Regions from separate parts of the Homo sapiens genome. Here region 2 is linked to region 1. Evidence: chromatin loops called from intact Hi-C (ENCODE). Cell type or tissue: OCI-LY7. All regions are shown on one strand. Each heading gives the region's core, and the rest is flanking DNA. Links, peaks and the distances in the headings are about the cores only.

Region 1 (10,051 bases), core at 691-8,690:
AAGCTTTAGAAATCAATTCCAGTATGGTTGGGAAATAACCTATATTTTAAAGTACTATTAGTGTTCGTATTTATTGTCCTCATCTTTGTGTGTAGTTACATGATCTTTTACTGACTTCATATCTCCACCCTCATGTTTGTTTCAAATCAGTTCTACTCTATGTACCAAGCTGAGGTCTCAGATGGGTGTCTGTCACCTTCTTCTAATAGCCAAATATGCTATTTCATGGGCAAAATGGAATTGGAAATTGTTACTCTTGAAAAAAAAAATGCGAAACACAAAACACATGCAGCTAGCTCTCTTACATAGCCTGCTTGGGTATGCAAGTGATCAAAATGCAGAATTCTTATTGCTTCAGATCAATAGGTCTTTAGCAGATGGGCTTGGGAAACATGCTCCTCATGAATAATGTAAGAAAATATTCAAAATTAAACATTAAAAAACAGCTAACACTTATAAAGTTCATATAATAGATTGGGTACAGTCTATAGGCTCCCATGTGATGAACTTCCCTTTGAGAAAAGGGCTGTTGTCATTATTCTCATCTCACAGATTAGGAAACTTCAGATAGATGATTGATGGAACATACTCAAAATTACAGAGCTGAGGAGTTGAAGAGTCGTGATGCATGGATGCAAATGAAAGCCTTGGATGTAAACTCATGCATTTGAACTCCACAGCCTGCGCTATTTGCCATAATTCTATCCTGCTTCTCAAAAGAAATAAAATCAAATTAAAATGCTTGTAAGAGACAAGGCCAGGGACAGCACAAAATACAGAAATAACTTCGATTTTCTCTATTACTTATAGCTTTACATTTTGCCTTTAAGACAATGATCTTTTTGTTTGTTTATGGATTTTTAATTGCTCCTATACTTTCTATCAAAAAGACTATATTTCCTTCAACTAATCTCTGCAGTTTTGTTCAAAAATCAGTTGACCATTTTTGTTTGTGTCTGTTTGTAAGTTTTCTTTCCTGTCCAATTGATCTGTGGCACCTATCCTTACACTACTATCATAGACTTGATAACTGTCACCCTCCTACTTTTTTTTTGTTGTCAAGATTGTATTAGCTATTCTAAAATAGCTGTGCCCTTCCATATATATCTTACAATGATCTTGTCTGTCTAGGAAAAAAAGTCTTGCTGGGATTTTGAGAGGAATTGCACTAAACCTAATTTGCACTAAATTTGGGAAGAATTGACATCTTTACTATTTTGAGTGTTCTGATCCATGAACACGATGCATTCTCTTCTTTGGTTTCTTTTAACAACATTTTGTAATTTTCAGCATATAGAACCTTAACATTTTAAAGCATGTGCCTGAGCATTTCATTTTCTTTGAAACAATTACAAATAGTATTATGTTTTTAATTTCAGTTTCTACATATTCATTCTTGGTATATAAAATGTGATTAAATTGTGCATGTTGATGCTGTATTTGCAAACCTTGCTGACCTTACCGGTTCTAGAGTTTTGGGAGTTGTATATTTCTTGGTATTTTCTATGTAGATAACCATATCATCTGCAAATAGGGACAGTTTTATTTTCTTCCAATCAGTATGCTTTTTTTTTCCTTATTGCAGGGGCTAGAAGTATGAGTACTATATTGAATAAATGGCGACAGCAGAAATCATTGTCTTCTTCCTACTCTTGAGTGAAAACAGCCAGTCTGTCACTACTAAATATGATGCTAGCTGAAGGGATTTTATAGATGCCCTCTATCAAGTTAAGGTAATTCTCTTCTATCCCTAACTTGCTGAGAGTTTTTATCAGGAATGAAATTCAAATTCTGCCTAACTTTTTTTTCTGTGTCAATTGATATGATTACACAACTGATACGATGAATTACACTGATCGATTTCAAATATTGACACACTTTGCATGTTTGAAATAAATTCTACTTGGAAATGATGTATAATACTTTATATTCATTATTGGATTCAGTTTGCTGAAGTTGAAGGTTTTAGTCGAAGATTTTTAATCTAAGTTCTGAAGAGATATTGGTCTGTATTATTCACTTTTTGTACTCTCTTTGTGTGGTTTTGGTCTTAAGACAATAATGACCTCCTAAAGGGCATTGGGAAGTGTTATTCTCTCTTCTGTTTTATGGAGGAAACTGTATAAAATTGTTTTTAACTCTATTTTAAATATTTTGTGGAATTCTCCTGTTAAACTGCCTGGGCCTGGAGATCTATTTTATGGGAGTTGTATATTGATTTTTAGTTTGAGGATTTGATATAAATGTGGTAATAAATATGGAGTGTAACACATAAGTAGCAATTTTTCTCAATAGGGTGGTGTAGCAGGTGTGTTAGCAAATCACCTCATTTCTTTTGGACCTTTATACCATTTCTCTGCACAGCTGCCTGTCTTCGAATGGCCAGAACCTGCATCTTTGCTAGCAGGCTGTATTGAAACCCACATAGCTCACATGTAAGGTTGACAGGAAAGACTGAGAATTAAATCTCCCGTTGCCCCCAAGCCTTTAACCAAAAACTGACAAGTACAGGAATATAAATACCCCAGTTTCCCTGCCCTTCACTAGATAACGCTGAGGAGTATATTTTGCATCACTTCTAGAGTTTTTCTGCAGGATTAGGCTCCAGTTATCCATTACAGAAACCAGCTTTATAATACCCCCTTTATTGTTTGCCTTTCCTCTCCCTAGCTCTCTACCCCTCACCTACTTGTGTTTCTTATGCTTGCCAATAAACTGCCAGCACTCAAATGTTTGCTTCAGAGTCTGCTTTGGGAGAAGTCCAACATAAAACATTTAATATCATATATGAGTATCTTATGCATATGGAACATGGTGATTGAAAACTGATACTATAAATTGCGAATCAGAAAATGCTATAAGGGAAAAATATGGAATTTATACTTAGAGTCTATATTTAGGTCCTACGTGTGTGTGTGTGTGTGTGTGTGTGTGTGTGTCTGCATGAATTATGCACAAATGATAATTCTATGAGGTGCATTAAAAGTAAATTTAGTGGAAATAAGTGTGCTATTTCAAACCACATTTAAATGGAACAGCATTCCAGGGTTCCAGTCATGCTCTTGGCTGCCTATAGGAACTTTTGTTCAGGTCCTAGGGTGGAAATTTACTGAACATAAGCTAAAATTTCTCCAGAGCTTTCTTTCCTTAAATAACACAGGAAAACCAAAACAACAACAAAAGTACTAGTGAACAACACCAGTGGAAAGGCAAACATGACTACTATTTTTAAAGTACGAGATGATAATTTTGTGCAATAAAATTACATCAATTATAAACTGAATATTTGGTAAGCAACTTGGGTATTTTCCTTAACAAAAAGAAAATTTTGTGCTTGTTAAGTAAAAGTATGGATAAATATTAAAAATCTTTCAATGTTCTCTTCTCAGCACTCTCAAATACAAAGGGATCATGGGTACTTTCCTGGAATAATATGGAATTTTGAAGTTTGGATCAGGAATAAAGGTGGTAGCTGTAATTTTTAGGGCTGATAAGACAATTCCAGGGGAGATGCTAACATATAGAATGGGTTAACTTTCCAAATAGTTGTTCATCTGAAGGGCTGATGCTGAGAAGATAAATATAGTATGAAAACAGATGAAAAAAGACTTTGGAAACCAGATGACAGGGAGAAATAAGGAGAATAATATGGAGCTTGGATCAATGCCTGAGTGTATGATTCAGGGAGAGGCAACATCTTTATCTAAATGCCTATAGACTCAGTATTGGGTGGGGATAGAGTGGTGAATGTGGATAACCTTCAGGAGCATTTCGTTTGTTTGAAATGCATGCAAATATTCATAAATACAGATCCGTTTCAACTATGTCTTTTCATATTACCTCAGCCCCTCGTAACCTAGTTTCTTTTGCAAGAATCTTTTGGGCTTCTTATCTTGTTTCATTAAGGGCAAAACTTTGAGAGAAAGTATCAGAAAAGGATTCTTACACTCTTAATATCTGGTATGTGAAATAACTAGATACAATATTTTAATACATAGCAAACTCACTTTGGAAAAAACTATTGAGATAAAAGTTGCAAATTTGGCCAGCTAGAAGTCCACCTGTCTGTGTGATTTCAGGAGACCCTTGCATGCAAATGTCATGCTAATTCTGTGATAGTGGTTCCTTTCATTCTAACTGAAGAGCTTTGGGATCTTCAATATAAATTGAATTTTTCATTAATATGAACTTCAACATTACAATGAGATTGTACACATATTAACTAAATGATCCTCAAAATAGCTCGATGAAGTAGGTCCAATGAATTCTCATTAATCTTTTATTACAGGTTAAAGAAAGGTAACTTATCAAGGAATTTTATTTTAAAATTCAAATATCCCTGGGAATCAGTGCTATAGAATAACTTAGAAAGAAAAGAATACTGGCCTGGTGCCTGCTTGAAATGAAGGTGAGAAGAGAATACGACATGGAGAATGAGAAGGTGCTAGGAAGCAAACTTTTTGAATTTTATGATTTGGCTAGGACCTTCCCTGAGTGAAATCTAGTGCTTCAAGGCATGACCACACTTACAACACAAACACTTTAATTGTGAACTACTCAAAGCATCTCTGCAGTTTGCCTGTTCATGCCATCCAAAGTTTTGAAAAAGAGGAAGAAGAAAAATTGTTTTTCTCTCCCTTAAATGTCTGTGGTATTTGGCCTTGTTGTTTAATTCAATTACTGTAGAAGGCTTGCTTTCTCCACCTAGTGGCCAGAAAAAAAGAAGATTTTTATCTATGGAGATGAAAAGAAGCAAGAAAAGGCAACAGAATATGTAGAGTAATAGCAACTATAATTTGTTGAGTATTTGTGCAGGTGCTGTGATAAATGCTTTACATATGTTACCAATCCCCACACCCTGGGAGACAGGAATTATCATCCCACTTTACTAAAGCAAAGAAAAATCAAGTGATGCCCAGGTTCACATAGTTTGAATATGGCCAGAAATATATATTTGAATATAGCCAGGAATTTAACCTAAGTGTATAACTTCAAAGCCAGTTTTCATCTGCATTAATAAATTTGCTTTCTGGAACACATGGTTGCTAGAAATTCTGTCATTTTTTTTGGAAATAAAGTCATATGATACATATGATCACCAAGCTTTAAGACAAGCCCAAATAGAGTGAGAAGGGGACCTAGGACTGAGCACTAAGGAACTCCAGCGTAGGGGTGTGTGTGTGTGAGTCTAAGGGGAAGTCTAGTTCCTTATTTCAAAGTAATATTTTATCACTTTTCATTATTAAGCAGTTGTACTATTGGTTCCACTTTCTCTTATTTGCCTTCCAAACAGAATACCTCAAAGGAAAAAGTACTTAAAACCAGTAAACTACACAATATAGACCTAACAGATTCCACAGAAATCTCACCAAAGCAATTATAAGATATGGAGCATATGGATTGCAGAGAATAAGAGAGGACAGGAGAGGAGAGAGGAGAAAGAAAGGAAGAAAGAAAAAGAAAAGAAAGAAAGAAAGAAAGAAAGAGAGAGAGAGAGAAAGAAAGAAAGAAAGAAAGAAAGAAAGAAAGAAAGAAAGAAAAAGAAAGAGAAAGAAAGAGGAAGGAAGGAAGGAAAAAAAAAGGAAAGAGCTTACAGTCAGATAGGATGGCCAGTGTTCCCTACCTCCAAAAAAGTTAAGTTCCAAAAAGCAAAATTTTTTTAATTTTACCTGTACTATGCAAGACTTTTCCAGTACTTGCTCTGATATTAAGCAAAATGAGATGGCACATTTGGAAGTGGTTGCTTCAGATTCAGGAATAGGTGATGACATGAGTTTCATTTGTTCTAATCATTGACCGAAACTTCTATTTTTGCTTAATGGAACACAGGACATATGATCCATTCTGTGAGTAAGTAGAGAGAGAAATAAAAAGAAAACCAAAGGTTTTCTCTCTATCCTGGTCATGTTTTACTGATTTGTTTAGCTTCTAAAACTAACTAGCTAGCTGATAAAAAATAAAATAAAATTATGACCTAAGGTACATTTAAGCTGAAAACCTGAAATGCACTTCTCCCTCTGCTGCACAGATCCTTCTGGAATTACGTTTCTTATTTGGTTAGTGTTTCATACAAAACAATGGGGTTTCTCGTGGCGAAGACTTTCCTTGCACTAGATTAGCTCTCAGTAAAATATACCGAATCCAAGTATCTCATCTTAAGGCCAGTGGTCCTTAAAGTGTGGTCCGGGACCACCAGCATCAGCAACTTCTGGAAACTTATTAGAAAGGCAAATTCTCAGGCCTTGCCCCAGGCCAAGTGAAATGGAAACTCTTGGGTTGAGGCTCAGCAGTCTGTGTTTTAACAAGCCCTCTAGGTGATTCTGTACCTGTTAAGGTTTAGGAATTACTGTGTTAGGTAGTAATGTTATCTTCTACAAGGGAAGGGCAAGGTCTAGTAACAACAAATGGCGTAAAAGAATACATCACTTTCCCAACATTTTAAGATTACATTAGTACTCCAGAAATCAGATGCAATCCTGGAGAGGAGAAAACACAAATCGATTGTGATTCAACTTTCCACCAAAATGTGCCAGGTAAAATTGGTGCTTAAAATAAAATTTAAATTGAATTTGAGAAAAAGAAAACATTGTTTCTTGCATGTCTGGTTTTGTGGATTGAGATTGTGCCTGCCACACTATAGTGCGTCTACTATTTACTGGTTATTAAGACTGCTGAGCCCTGTAAATTGTTGTTAAATCACTGCAAATCCCCTCCTGCTACTGCAAAAACATATTCATTAAATTAATTTACAAAATGGGGTATAAATCTGATGATAAGCGACATGATCATTAGGAATGCATATCACGGTAACATAAGAACTGCCATTTCATAAAAAAACACATCTAATCTTGAACCACAAATCTTTACAGGACTCACATTATCACTGTAACCACATTTCCCTTATATTCCACCCTAGATATAATTGACATTTTCTTAAGTATGGAGAAAATATAATAATTTCCCGTTATGATTTTACATGCCAATGCAATTATACAAATTTTTCAATACAATAAAATATAAAGATGTTAAGTTGATTAAACAGAATTAACCTTCCTTCCCCCAAAGCTCTAACCACAGAGCAGAGAAGCCTTAGACAACTATTTGAAAACTCCTCAGTAATCTTGTTCATTGAAGGTACTTCGCATCATAAAAATTTCAATAACTCACAATTTTATGTAGTGTTTTATAGTACCTAGAGTTTTTTCATATATTTTCTCATTTAATCCATTCAAAAGTCCTGCTCACAGCATATCATCATCCACATTTTCAAATGAGAAATCTGTTATTTGGAGAATTTGTCAGTTTCTTCTCTAAGACTGCAAAGTTAATGGAGGCAGAACCAAGCACTCCTTAGAGAGAATGGGTTTCCATTGGAATATTCTGTTCTTCACAAGTTGAGTACATGGGTCCACATTCCAAGTGTTCCAGTTGCCTCCAACTACACAACAAACCACCACAAATTTCGTGATATAAAAACAGCAGCAATTACTTGTCAGTGTCATTTCTCATGATTCTGGAGTTTGATTGAGCTCAGACAAGGGGTTCTTACTGAGGGTCTTTTGTGTTAGGATCCATCACAATGACTGACACTGGAGTTATCTTGAAGGCTTCTTCACTTACATATCTGGTAACTGATCTGGAAAGTCTTAAACAGATGGAGACCAGAATAGAATAGCTTGGTCTTCTCTGGCATCTCTCTCTCTATCTCTATGAGATCTCTACTCTTGAGCATGTTGGCTTCATGGTTGCCAGACTTCTTATAGGATGCCTCCGTACTCCAAATGTGTATGTCTCAGACAGAAAGTTAGACAGGCAGAACTTTAGGCACCTTTTATAACCTAGCCTCTGAAGTCACTGAGTGCCATTTTCTCCATTTTATATTTATTAGACAAATGACAATAATATCAGCCCATATTAAACAGGATAAAAATTAGACTGCTATGTCTTGATGGGAGGAGTGTCAAAGAATTTACAGACACCTGTGGAAGCAAGCTGGTTGGATGCATAAATCCAAAATGGACCAAATCATTGATTAAGACTTTATATTAATCATTTATACACCTTCTTGACCCCAGTTAGTCAGGTTATTACCCTTCTCCTCCCACAAAGGAGACTTCAAGTTTATCCTCCAGAGAAGTTAGGCTAGAGATGCTATGGATTTGGGAACACGGAAGAGCAGAGGATGGATGTGAAACATAGGATGAAAAACATGAATATTAAGAGGCCTGAGCCCATATTGAGACAGGATAGTTCCCTTGACCCCTTAGTGGGAATTATGAAGGGGTAGCTCGCTTACTCAGCCAGCAGCACTCAAACCCCTTGCAGGAGCGGAGCATGCAAGTGAGTGGATGCAGGAGCCGGGGTGAGTGGCTTTGGACTCCAGCAGGAATGAACCCCATACCAGCCCACGGCAGTGTCTAGGGGTTGCCCACAACTTCTGGAGCCTCAGAAGGTGTGTGTTACAGCATGCTCTTTTAGCTTTGCCATTTGCAGATGGCTTAACTCTTAAACTGCTCAGTGGAGAGTCAGTGTGATAGCCTCTTGCACCTGCACCTGGGTCCTTGTCCGGTGCCCAAGAGGAATGATGTTATACAGACTTGAAGGATGGTGAATATGGAGATTTTACTGAGCAGTGGAAGTGGCTCTCAGTGGGATGGGGAACTGCAAAGGGGATGGATTGAGAAGGCAGTCTTCTCCTGGAGTTTGGCCCTCCCCCAGCCAAACTCCTCTCCAACCGTCCCTGGCCGAACTCCTCTCTGACCATAGTCTTTGATGTCCAGCTGCTTCTCCTCTTGACATGCAGTCATTTCTCTCTTCTGTCCTTCTCCGCCATGCCACTCTGCTCCTCTGCCAGTGGAGCTTGGGTTTTTATGGTTACAGGGTGGGGCAGGCCAGGCTGGTTTCTGAAAAGGCAACATTCAGTCGGAAAAACAGGGATGTGAAGTTCTCAAGTTAGGGACACAGGTCCAGGTTTGATGGTGGAGCCCTCGCCAGGGACCCCGCCCTCTTCTACCCAGTATTTCCCTGCCTCCTGTCTGTATCAATATTACTAGCTGATAAGTACACACTACATCCCATCTCCACCAAGGCAAGAGCTGGATGTATTTTCTCCAGAAAAACAGAAAGCCCCCTGAGCAAAGATCTTCAGACACTGACCTTTGAATGTCTTTCAGCCAAGAGCTGATCCATGAGCAATCACCTTGTCTTGAAGCCCATCTCTGCACACAGTGCTTTTTAGTGCCTGGAACTTAGGTATTAATGACAATTAGCCATTTGAAGAAAGTCTCTGACAGAGAGGAAATCCAAAGTAAACAAATGGAGAGCTATAAACTAACCAGAGCTCAGATCTACTACATGCTAGGCAGTTTTCAAGGAGCACCAAAAGCTGCCTATCTCTTATTCTTGCAATAACCTTGTAAATAGCCATTATACTATCTCCATTTAATAATGGGCCTGAGGCATAGGTTTTTAAATGATTTGCCCACAGTCATTCAACGCAAAGAAGTCAAAGCCATTTCCAGTACTTATAGTTCCCTCCCCTGGATGCTCTGTGAATTCTAGTTTTACAACCCTGTCCCATGCCCACCTTTCCTGAAGTGATTATATTTTTGAAATAATTAGTACATTATGTAGTGTTTCTTGTTTCCTAATTGCCTGTGCATGTCTGTATACAACGTTGAGTGCAAGTAGTGTTTTTCCAGTTTAATTTGCTATTCTTTTGCAATAATCTATCACTTTTCTTTAATGGAACCAGGTTGTAAAAGATACTATTTTCTCAGCTTCCCAGTAAAATCTGGCCCTGAGGTTTTATTTAATTAACCTTAGCCATTGTATGCAGATAACAACCTCCATTTTAATAAGAGAATAACAAGAAGAAGTCCTTTGGGAAGTGAAGATAGGTAAGTGGCAAAACATTTGCCATTTTTCCCCCTAGGAAAAAATAGATCTTATTCTTCATTGGTTGGAGGAAAAAAAATTAAAAGAGAGAAAAAAAAATCTTTGTCGCTGGAAGTCGCATTTCCATTCAGCAGATGTCTCTCTTCTGAATAAT
Region 2 (10,051 bases), core at 1,231-9,230, 640 kb before region 1:
AGAGGCTATATTTAAAAGGAGATCTGAGTATTTGACTCTTGATTGAGACAGCATACTTAGATATTTGATGAAGGTCCAGGAGGCCATTTCTTATTTTTTCAATCACATTTTGGGAGCAGAGGTATAGCGGTTCACATGGCACTCTGAATTAAGAGCAGTCTTTCTACTGAGATCAGAAGTTCTCAGCCTTAGTCTCGAGGTGAGCCAGAAGTTGTGACTACCACCAACACCCTGGAAATGGAGGAAGCTGAGGGGTAATGCTGAAACAGCTGTCATTGATTCTCAAGACCCACACATTTTCTACTTATTACCCCTCTCCTTTGACATGTCCCCCCCATGGACTCTGGTTGGAGGCTAGTGCTGAGTTATTGCTACATAAACTACCCCCAAACTCCAGTGGTTTAAACACAATCAAGCCTATCTTTCCTAATGAATCTGGATGGATCTACTGGTCTTGGCAAGTGTAAGAGAGACAAGCCATCAGCTATGGGTCAGGTAGGGAGCTCTGCTGGATCTTGGCTGTGTTTGCTGCTGAAGGGTGGACAAGGATGGCCTCATCTGGGACAACTAAACTCTCCTCCGCATGATCTCTACTTCCCAATCAGGCTAATCCAGGCTTGTTCTGCCAGTGGTAGTGTTCCGAGAGCAAATGTATTTGCAAAGGAAGTTACCTTGAGGCCTTGGGTCAGAATTTAGCACACGATTACTTCTGCTGTTTTCTATGAACCAAAGCAAATTCCAAGACCAGGCTAGATTACAGAGATGAGGAATAGACTTCACCTGTTGATAGTAGGAACTTCAAAGGCACAGTGCAAAAAGTGGTAGAAGGATAATTGGTACCATATTTGCAGTCATTCTACCACAAAGATGCCTTTATAACTTTATACATTATAGAGTGTTTTATGGCTTGACAAGTGTTTACACATCCACAATCTCACTTGGACTTGGCAACGAATCCTAGATAGTCAATTTCCTTCTTATTCTCATCTTATGTAGGAGGAAACTGAGGCCAGATCAGTTGAGTAGCTGAGTTTCAGAACTTACGTTTCTCTTGTTACCAAGCTCCATGTTCATTGTCATGGTCCATAAAAACATTTTATCAAAATAAAGTGAAAATGAATGCTTGACATAGCTAGATCCTGTGCCCCGAAGAGTGGCGAGTCATTTCATCTCTGCTGCTGCTGGTTCCCTGCTGCCAAAACATTTGTGAAACTCCTCCTGCACAGCCCTAGGTCTCCTGCACAGTCCCAAGGTTTCTCCTGCGAGGCCTGGGTGAGGTGACTGTGTGAACTATCAAGCAGCTGAGGTCTTAATCTGCATATAGGAGGCAGCTTGTGGGAGTCTACCACCAGGGACCATAGCAGTGGCTCACACAGAGGAACCAGCCATTTAAAGCTGACTTGGAACTGTGTATGAATGTTATGTATGCAAATGATGACCTCTTGGTAGGAAAAAAAGTACCTTTGGCATTTGTTTAAATCTTTTTCTAATCACAACATAGGTATCTAGACATTTGCCTTTTGTTTCATTCATTCGTTTAACAATTATTTATTGAACATTTCCAATGTGTCAGACACTATTCTAAGGAGGACTCCCAGACCTGAATGAGTTTATAGTCTAACAGGGGATTCAGACATTTAAACACTACCGCTATTAGGCTAGTATATATTTTCTACAACTGTCACACACACACACAAGCAAAAATGGACGATTTCCTGTCGTAACATATTGCAAAGGAGATAGCCCTCCTAGGACAGGCCCAAGAAATTCCTTAGGGGGAGAAGTCTTCACTTATCTTTCAGGTTACTGTAATATTTTTAGATGTGTGAATAATCTTTGTATTTATTCCAGTGCTGGCTTAGAGAAGTTTTTAGCTTATTAGAATATCTACATAGAAAAACAAGTTTTTTAGTAATAGTATCTTCTTCCAAGAAGCTGGCTTGGAACTCTCCATTTATTGTTGCTATTTAATAAGAAAAGCATCCAGGTTAATAAATCAAGCTGATGGTTTCACCATGTAAACATCTTTGAATATTTTAGTCAGTAATTATCTCCTATTGCATGCAAGACAAATATAAATGATATGATTTACAGTAAGGTACAGGTTAGTTTTTGTGGTGGGAGGTCATCTGTATGACATTCACTATAGAGTCCCAAGTCAGCTTTAACTGGCTAATTTTCTCTATGTGAAGCACTGCGTTGTCCCTGGGTAGGCTAAATCCTCTGGATATCTTGCTAGATCAAACAATATTCTTCAACCAGAAATCTTTTCAGAGATGCTGAAAATGCTAAAGTGCTCCCCCGTTTTGGTCTGCTTCCTCAGTGAAAGTCTCTTGGTTTTTCAATATTTGACCATTTATTATCAAGTTACTGAATAATTTAAAAATCCTACCCAAGCACATGAGACTTTCAGAAAAAAAATCAGTGCCCTGCAGTTTTTGCCCCCTCATAGAACAGAGTTAAAATTCATTTTTAGAAAAACATGCTGGGTAATTACATCTTCTACATTTGCCAGTTTATCTCTGTTAAACATAGTAAACATCTCACTGCTTAATTTGCTCTGTCAGCCACGGCTTTTAGAAGAACCAGAGCTCTTAGGCAGTTGAGATTTTATGTCTGCAGTATAATTTCACAGGCAGTTTTTTTTTTGTATTCTTGGCTCATTTACAGTCAACTATCTTCCAAACTCCATGAAGCTTAAATATTTAGCCATTGAGGTAATACACTCTTTGTCATCTGTCAGCTTAGCGGTAGAATTTGGACTCCATATTCTTGATGCTCCCAGAACTCCTGAAGATTCGAGAGTCCGTCATTGGCATTCCTATGAGGCTTTTTTCTATATCCCTTTAGGATTCATGCTTTTAAGGCTTATGGTTGAATATATCCTATCAGAATGTAGCCCCAACATATTCTTTCCTGAAGGAAGCTAAGATATTACTTGATAACTTGTTTCATCAGTTTGACAGAATTATAGTTTGTTCCCCCACAAAAGGCTTGCATGTGGTTCTCCTTTACACATCTTGAAAAAATAAAATGGTAGGCTTTCTGCCCCTCACATTGAACTTGTAATCCATGAGGAAAGCAAAAAAGGATGAAGCCATACTTCAAAAGCCAATCCACAACCTTGTCTATTTTTCTTAAAAGGGTTTTTACTTATTTGGGAGGCACATTAGCAATCAGACGCTTTTTCAGGAAAGCCTGTGTGACTAATTTAGTTTACTATTTGAAGGTGGAAAATATAGAATACAATTGGTAATGCAAGTAGCCCTCACCACCTCAGTCCTCCTTGGGAAAATCCGTAGGTGGCCATGGCTTTTAGCGTGCTAACAGTAGTGATGTCATTTTAGGCAATTGCTTCCCTCTTCTGGATTCATCAATGGTCTAGTTACCTCATTTGCAGGGTCCACTAAAACAAAAGTTGAGTGAGGAGCCTCAGAGATTTAAGTGTACAAGGAAGCTAGCCTGTTTTCTTGCAATTTATGAATTAGATAAATCTTGCATAGGAACACATGTATTTGTAAGTTTAGTTAAAAAGCAAATTAAGTTTTCATTTATTGTACTTGTGCCCACTGGATTCACGTTGGTTTCCTCATATTATCTAAATATGAACTGGGATTCTCTAAGCCACATCCCGCAAGTAAACAAGAGTGATCTTAAGTACTGTAAGAAAACAAGTTATCTTTAAGTCTGTTGGTCTTCCGACGCTTGTTTGAAAGAGCTCAATGACAGAATAGCAAGAACAGGGATTTTTCATTAATCACCTTTCTACAAAGAAACTATCCTTCCTTAAATTTGGTTTTTTAGGATTGAAAAAACCTGAGAATTTTTTCCTAAAAATTAAAAAATAAACTAAGGAAAAACCTCAACCAAGGTAAATAAGCAAAATGCAAATTATGCACAAACCTGCCATGGATATTTTCAAAGACATATTTGAAACTAGAATTCAAAATACATGGTTTTGAGGAAGAATTTCTGAATCAAAGGAATAAATGTCAGAAAACATACTATTGTGTATAGATCATGTAACGTAGATTGGAACTATCTCCATTCACACAATCTGAAGGGAATTTCTGCTTGCCTGCAGTCAGGGGTGGGGCCTGTGTAGCGTGGTTAATATTTCGCAAGGTTACTTAGAAGATTGAAATCAGACTAAATAACTGACTCACCCATAAGAAAAAGACACTGCACTTATTTATTGGCAGTGACAGCATTTTGATTTTAAAGAGTAGCTGGTTTAAGAAGATGCCCGTTATGACTCTCCTTTAGGAATCTATTTTTAAAATTTAATATTTAAATACTGCTGACAATGAAGTGTTCAAAACCAAGTTAAAAAACGAGGATTGTGTTCTCAACTGAATTCAGAAGCCCTACCAGCTTGCCATCATCTTATACTGATTTGACTTCTAGCCACTTTTAGTTATTTGAGAACTTAATTATCTTGTTAACTTAAATAGAAAACTCTTGTCTTCCAGCAGCCTAGATTGTTTTAACCTGCCATTAACATCTCAAATGCTAACAAATCTTTGGACTCCACTTTCTAAATACTCAAAGGAACTAAGAGCTGGGGGAAGTTCCTCTAGAACAGTCACTTTCTCCCTTCTGCTACTGTCACAGTGCTATGAAGTATGCTCCAGTGGACGTTTTCTTGTAACGATATTTAAGGGGAACAGGTTAAGAGAAAGGACAGAGAAAAACACTCGCATAACTCCTCGAGACTGGGTTTATGAGTGGTTATGGTGATTTAAAGAAGCAAACAGTGTCCCACAGCATCCTCATCGCCAGGGCTATCCCAAATTTATAGTAACTAGATACAGAGCATTATCTAAAAGCAGAGACTGGCTGCGGCACAGACTCCATTGTTACTCCCATCCTCTTTCACCATACATGTCTATCTCCATGCAAGGTGCACCACTTAAATAGATTGTGCTTAAACTGCACCCGTAACTGTCAGCAAGAGAGATAGGCCCCTACAACGCCTGAAATGAAAGTTAAGCTGTGTTTCGTGCCAGCCTGTGCTAGTGCTCGGTTTGTGGATCTAGCCTCCCTTAAGTTTAAAAGGAAAAGCTGTCGAAAACCCTAAAGTTACCTGAGAGAACTTAACAGCACTACATCAGAGCCGCATCTTCTGCTCAAGCTTCTCAGTGAAGTACTCAGTCAGGTACCACTGTGTGTGTGGAATGAGAAACCACAGCAGTACTTTAACGAAATAGGTTTCAGCACATGGGCCTGGGTAGCCTTTAGAAGCATTCTGCCTACTGGGTTTAATTTCAGAATCGTCCTATCTTATTTAGACAGCCATCAGTAAGTCTTTGCTGTTGTTCTTTTCATCTTCAGCCTCATTACCCTTTGCCATTCAATGGGATATTGGGGAGAGAAACAAGATTGGTTGGGGATGAAAAGGGAAGCTAGATTTAGCCCTGCCATTTAATCCTACTTCTGTGTTTAGTCAGAGACAAAAAAAGCTTTCCAAGGGACTTTCCTCTAAAAACTATGAGCCATGAAATGGCGAGACCATCGGGGGGCACCAGCGCAGCAGAAATCTAGTTCAGTTTCTCAGTGCATAGATCTCCGTGTCTATGAGACACGATTGTAGTTAAGACTAGATGAAGGGGTGGGCTTATAGGGAGATAATTCCTCAAACTGTTTCAGTCTTTCAGTTTTCACATTAGCCTATCTTCTATAGATACCTCCACTCAAGTTCTAGAAAGCCTTTTTTCTAGTCTACTAGATATTTCCAGCTTGCCTATTTTCATAGGCAAATAGCATTACAAGATCTAGTTGCCCAGGTTCTAGTTACCCAGGTTCTCGGAATGTTGAACAGAAGACACGAAGGAATAAAAGAAGCAATGAAAGACAAAGCAACAGAAGAACGGAGTAAGGAAAGAAAAAGCACAGACTGAGCGAAGACAACTCACAGAATAGAAACAAACACCAGCAAGCGGCTCAAGAGTCTCCTTACCACAATGGTCCCAGGGCTTTATAAAGCCAAAAGAATTGGCAACACCCCCCACGTGCCCTTTAGAGGCCTCCAATTGGTTATGCCCTTTGAAGGATTGGCCTGTGACCAATCAGAGGCTGAAGTGAGGCTTGGCCCTCAATCAGAGGCTGAACTGGAAACTCCTGTCTTGTTATCACAGGAGCGAGGATATGGCCCGTAAGCTGCCCAATCTTGCCTAGAACTGGCTGCACCTGCTGTTCTTTTGCTTATGCGAATTGGCTGCACCTGTTGTTCTTTTGTTTATGCCTTAACCCCGGTTACCCTAATTCCTATTCTCCTGTCTCAATAGTTCTTTACTTCTTTCTCTCAAAGCACGCTTCTTTTATATTTATTACAAAGGTTGACTTTGTGTTTCAGATAATGTCCTCTGTCTTTCAAAAATATTTAAAATGTATAATGCTTTATTATAGGATCCACCAGAGACTAATGTTCATTGAAAATAAAAAAATGAGCTAAGGCGAATGAATTAGCAACTTTTTAGTCAAGCTGAAAATAAGTTAGTTTGAAGAAGATATGAATTGAAATCCATATGAAGCCGCAGGACAAATTACATATACGTATATGTATATTTTATATTGTGTGTGCGTGTGTTGTTAATATTGACAATTAGCTGTAGCAATTGTGTTAAAAAAAAAAAGTGGCTGCAAGAGGAGAGAAGGGATAGACGGAAATTTTTATACAGTGGGCGTTTGCATCATTTCATTACACTGGAAACATCAACTGGTACTCTTTCCACAGCTAGTGTGGCATTTCTCATAACCTTGCCTTTGCAATGTTGTTTGGGCATCTCGGTAGACCTGGTGTTTTGGAAGCCTAAGCAGAGGGAGGCCGACAGTATCGGTGATGTCAGTGGATGTGGACGATGCATCATACCCACTTGTGCCACTCCGTGTGCTGTTACAGCTTTCATGAGATAGACTGTTGGTGCGTGTCTGGTGACCAGAGGATGAATTGCCCAACTCAGGACATTTTTGAAACTGAAAAGGATACTATCAATAATCACACCAGAACAACAACATAAAGAAATAAGTACTTTTGTAAGAAACCAGCATCTCCAGTTATGTGCTCTTCTGATTGTAATTTTAGCGCCTTCTGTCCCATTCATTAAAATATTTCAGAGCAAGAGTGAGAGGAATATTATATGGGGATAATCTGCAGTATTTTCTAATTTACTTTGATGAAGAAGGAGAAAGAGGAGGAGGAGTCACTTGTAAATTCTTGTACTGTAACCTGAATGATAATAAGTTGCCTACACAACACACAGCTGATTGAATGACAGCAAAATCTGACCTTTGTCTAAAGTACAAAACCTCCTGCCCAAAGCACTCTTTTCCATTGGCCCTCATCATTGGCTGTAGAATACCCTGATTTAAATCTCCATCACAGTTTATTCTTCAGTTATGACAGATAGCCCATTTCATTTTATATCATAGTTGTTTTCATGTTTTATTGCCGGTCCCTGAGTATAAGTCTAATTATCCTCAGTAGAGTGCCTCGGGAGCTCGTGTCAGCTGTTCAGCTGGGGCGAATGAAACCACTCAGTAGAGGACTTCTGCCTGCCTTCAGGTGCTTCTCAGGTGTTGCCTAGCAGATTGAAAATGTGTTGCTAGGTAAAAACCTTCCTTCTCTATTATTTCAAGGACCACAAACACAGACACACAAAATCAGGGAAGCACAGTTGGAATGTTTGAAAACTGTTCTGTTCTCTAAGATCAAAGTAGGTCCCATTAGTCTAAAGTGCTGGCTTCTTGAAGAAATGTCCTAAGATTCACCTGTTGCTAAAAATAGGCATGAGTTAGTCAGTACATTGCTGGATTAAAGATAGTGACAGCTAATTAGTCATTGTTCAAACAATAGAAGAGTTGAAAAGAGAAAGTGAGAGACACTCCAGCATTCTGGCCAGTCTTCTTTTCTTCTGATTTTAGAGAGAAGACCAAGAGTGTAATGGGAGGTCACTGTGTTCCTAGTGGCCTATGATTGAGGCTTTCAGACCTTATGTAACCTTTTCTGCTTCACCTAAAAGGAAAATTTAACATGCTGAGCAATACAAACACAGCATTTATTTCCATTTAAGACTGGATAGAATCAATTACTCACAGAAACTATGATACCCCAAATGGCAGGCTGACCATGTGACTTCAGAGCAACCGCTAGAAAACACAAAGCAAGATTCCAATCAGGAACAGTGCAGTGAGGTTTCCTGAAAGTCAGACTAGGGTACATGAAGGCAAGATTGATTCGGGAATTGATAATTATAGTAAAAGAACCACAACATTGAATGTGAGGGATTGTGTTGTTGTTTTGCTTTGTCTTTTTTTCCCTCTGTGGGAAGTTTAGAGGCAGTCATATAATATTTATTCAGTGCTAACAGCACATGGATCAACATCCCAAGGGGTAAGACATTGAAATGTGGAGTTGAGAAGTTCAATAAATAAATAAATAAATTGAGGACACAGTTTTATATAGAAGAATTCAAAATGTAACGGTTGAATTATATTCAGCTTTCTTCCCAGGTTAAAAATTCTAGCTGCCACCTCTAGTTATTGAACAATATTATATTTATTGAATGTTTTTTGTGTGCAGCACACTGTGAAATAGGTGCTGTTGGTACCGATTTTCTGACGATAAAAGCTATTGAGTTCCAGAAAATGTTTAAATTTTTTGATAGCTAAAGCCTCTTACACATATATTGTTTAACTGAAAAATACCATGGCTGATAGATGCTTGTTTGAAAATCTGGTGTCCTGGCATCATTCTTCTCAAATCCTTTGGTGCCATTCCAGATGCTGACATTCCGGCAGAAGGAAACTTGATTGTATCAACTCTATGGGGGTGTTTCTTACATCCTTACTGTAGTCAGTGGGGAAGTGCTAAGAGAAAAAGAGGCAAGTGGACTCATTAGCTGAATCTGGTCAGTGCTGGAGTACACACTGGTCATTCTGTTTTGTTTTTTTCATAACTTAAAAAAATTACATCCTTATTCATTTCAGAACCATTTAAAATAGTCTAAAGGAAATGTTAAATGAATCGAACCAGGAGTTGATGTGGGATTTTCTACGTCCATGCGCTTCCTCATATCCTTCACTAGATGGTGTTCCAAATCAATCCATAGTGTCTATGCCATTGATTTGGTCCAGGAGGAAGGTGAGAAAACACCAAGTCATCCCTTTCTAACTCACCTAACTTCCCTTCTCTGGCTTCAAGAATAAGTGGACTTTTCATCACTGTTGAGTAATTAAGTTTGCATGCTGTTGAATTTTTTTGTAGGCTGTACTTGTAAATATTTGGGGGGTTAATTCAGACAGGAAGCATTTTTCAGCCATTGAATGGTTTCATGTTATTGGCAGGGAGTTTTGCTAAACTCATCATTAGTGGCCCTAGTGATCTAGCTGGTGCTGTGAATCAGGAACAGACTCGTTTTAACTCTCTGGCAAAGGCAGTCAGTTAAACCACAGGCCACAATCCTGATAAGAGCTGGAATCAGGAGAATGGAGTGACAGATGGGTAGTAGACTGAAAATATTTACAGGATAGGATAAACAAAGGAAGTGGATTGACCATGAATGCCCCTATTTAAATCTTTCATTCATATTCTCTTAGATATGGCCATGTCTACAGTCTTCATTTCAAAGGAAATTATAAATTAACTTTAAAAGCAAACAAACAAACAAACAAACTAAAAATCCATTTGATTCAGAAAATATATTGGAGACTGTCTTTTCCAAAGAAATTGGATTTGAGGATTCTGCACAGATGTCCAAAGAAATGTATGGGTAGATGTGAATTTATCCTTTACCAAAATTGCTAAGTTTGTGAGGTGTCAGACTCTACTCAATTCCACCTTTCTTTCACTCTCTCCTACCCTTCCTTCTCTAGTATTCAGATAGACAAATGCACCATCATTTTGACAGATATATTTATGCAGTTGATTCATTATTGTCAGTAGCCAAGGAGACATTTTCTCGTGGTGTGTCTAAGGTCTGGAGGCAGCTCCCTGGAAAGAACTTCAGACAACCCAAGGTGCTGGATGCTAAATCCCTGGGAGGTAACAAAT

Evidence for each region. A loop is a pair of places that touch in the nucleus more often than their neighbours do. Peaks named below come from ENCODE experiments on the same cell type or tissue, not always from the same donor. Only the 100,000 strongest peaks of a DNase experiment are listed, where the experiment ranks them.
Region 2: it touches region 1 in a loop (4-fold over the local background); 42 of 110 quality-filtered maps call a loop at or near these places.

Annotation. Positions count from the first base shown.
Region 1 is chr3:30,107,743-30,117,793 of GRCh38, reverse strand. No RefSeq gene overlaps it. Among named protein-coding and RNA genes, the nearest start is that of RBMS3-AS1, 180 kb to the right of the region's middle. In OCI-LY7, for the core only: CTCF peaks have their summits at 4,508 and 4,708 (motif pointing left); a DNase peak (open chromatin) is centred at 4,703.
Region 2 is chr3:30,747,231-30,757,281 of GRCh38, reverse strand. The region is part of intron 14 of GADL1 (glutamate decarboxylase like 1); the gene reads left to right. Among named protein-coding and RNA genes, the nearest start is that of GADL1, 140 kb to the left of the region's middle. In OCI-LY7, for the core only: CTCF peaks have their summits at 5,302, 5,514 (motif pointing right), 8,901 and 9,100; DNase peaks (open chromatin) are centred at 5,511 and 9,091.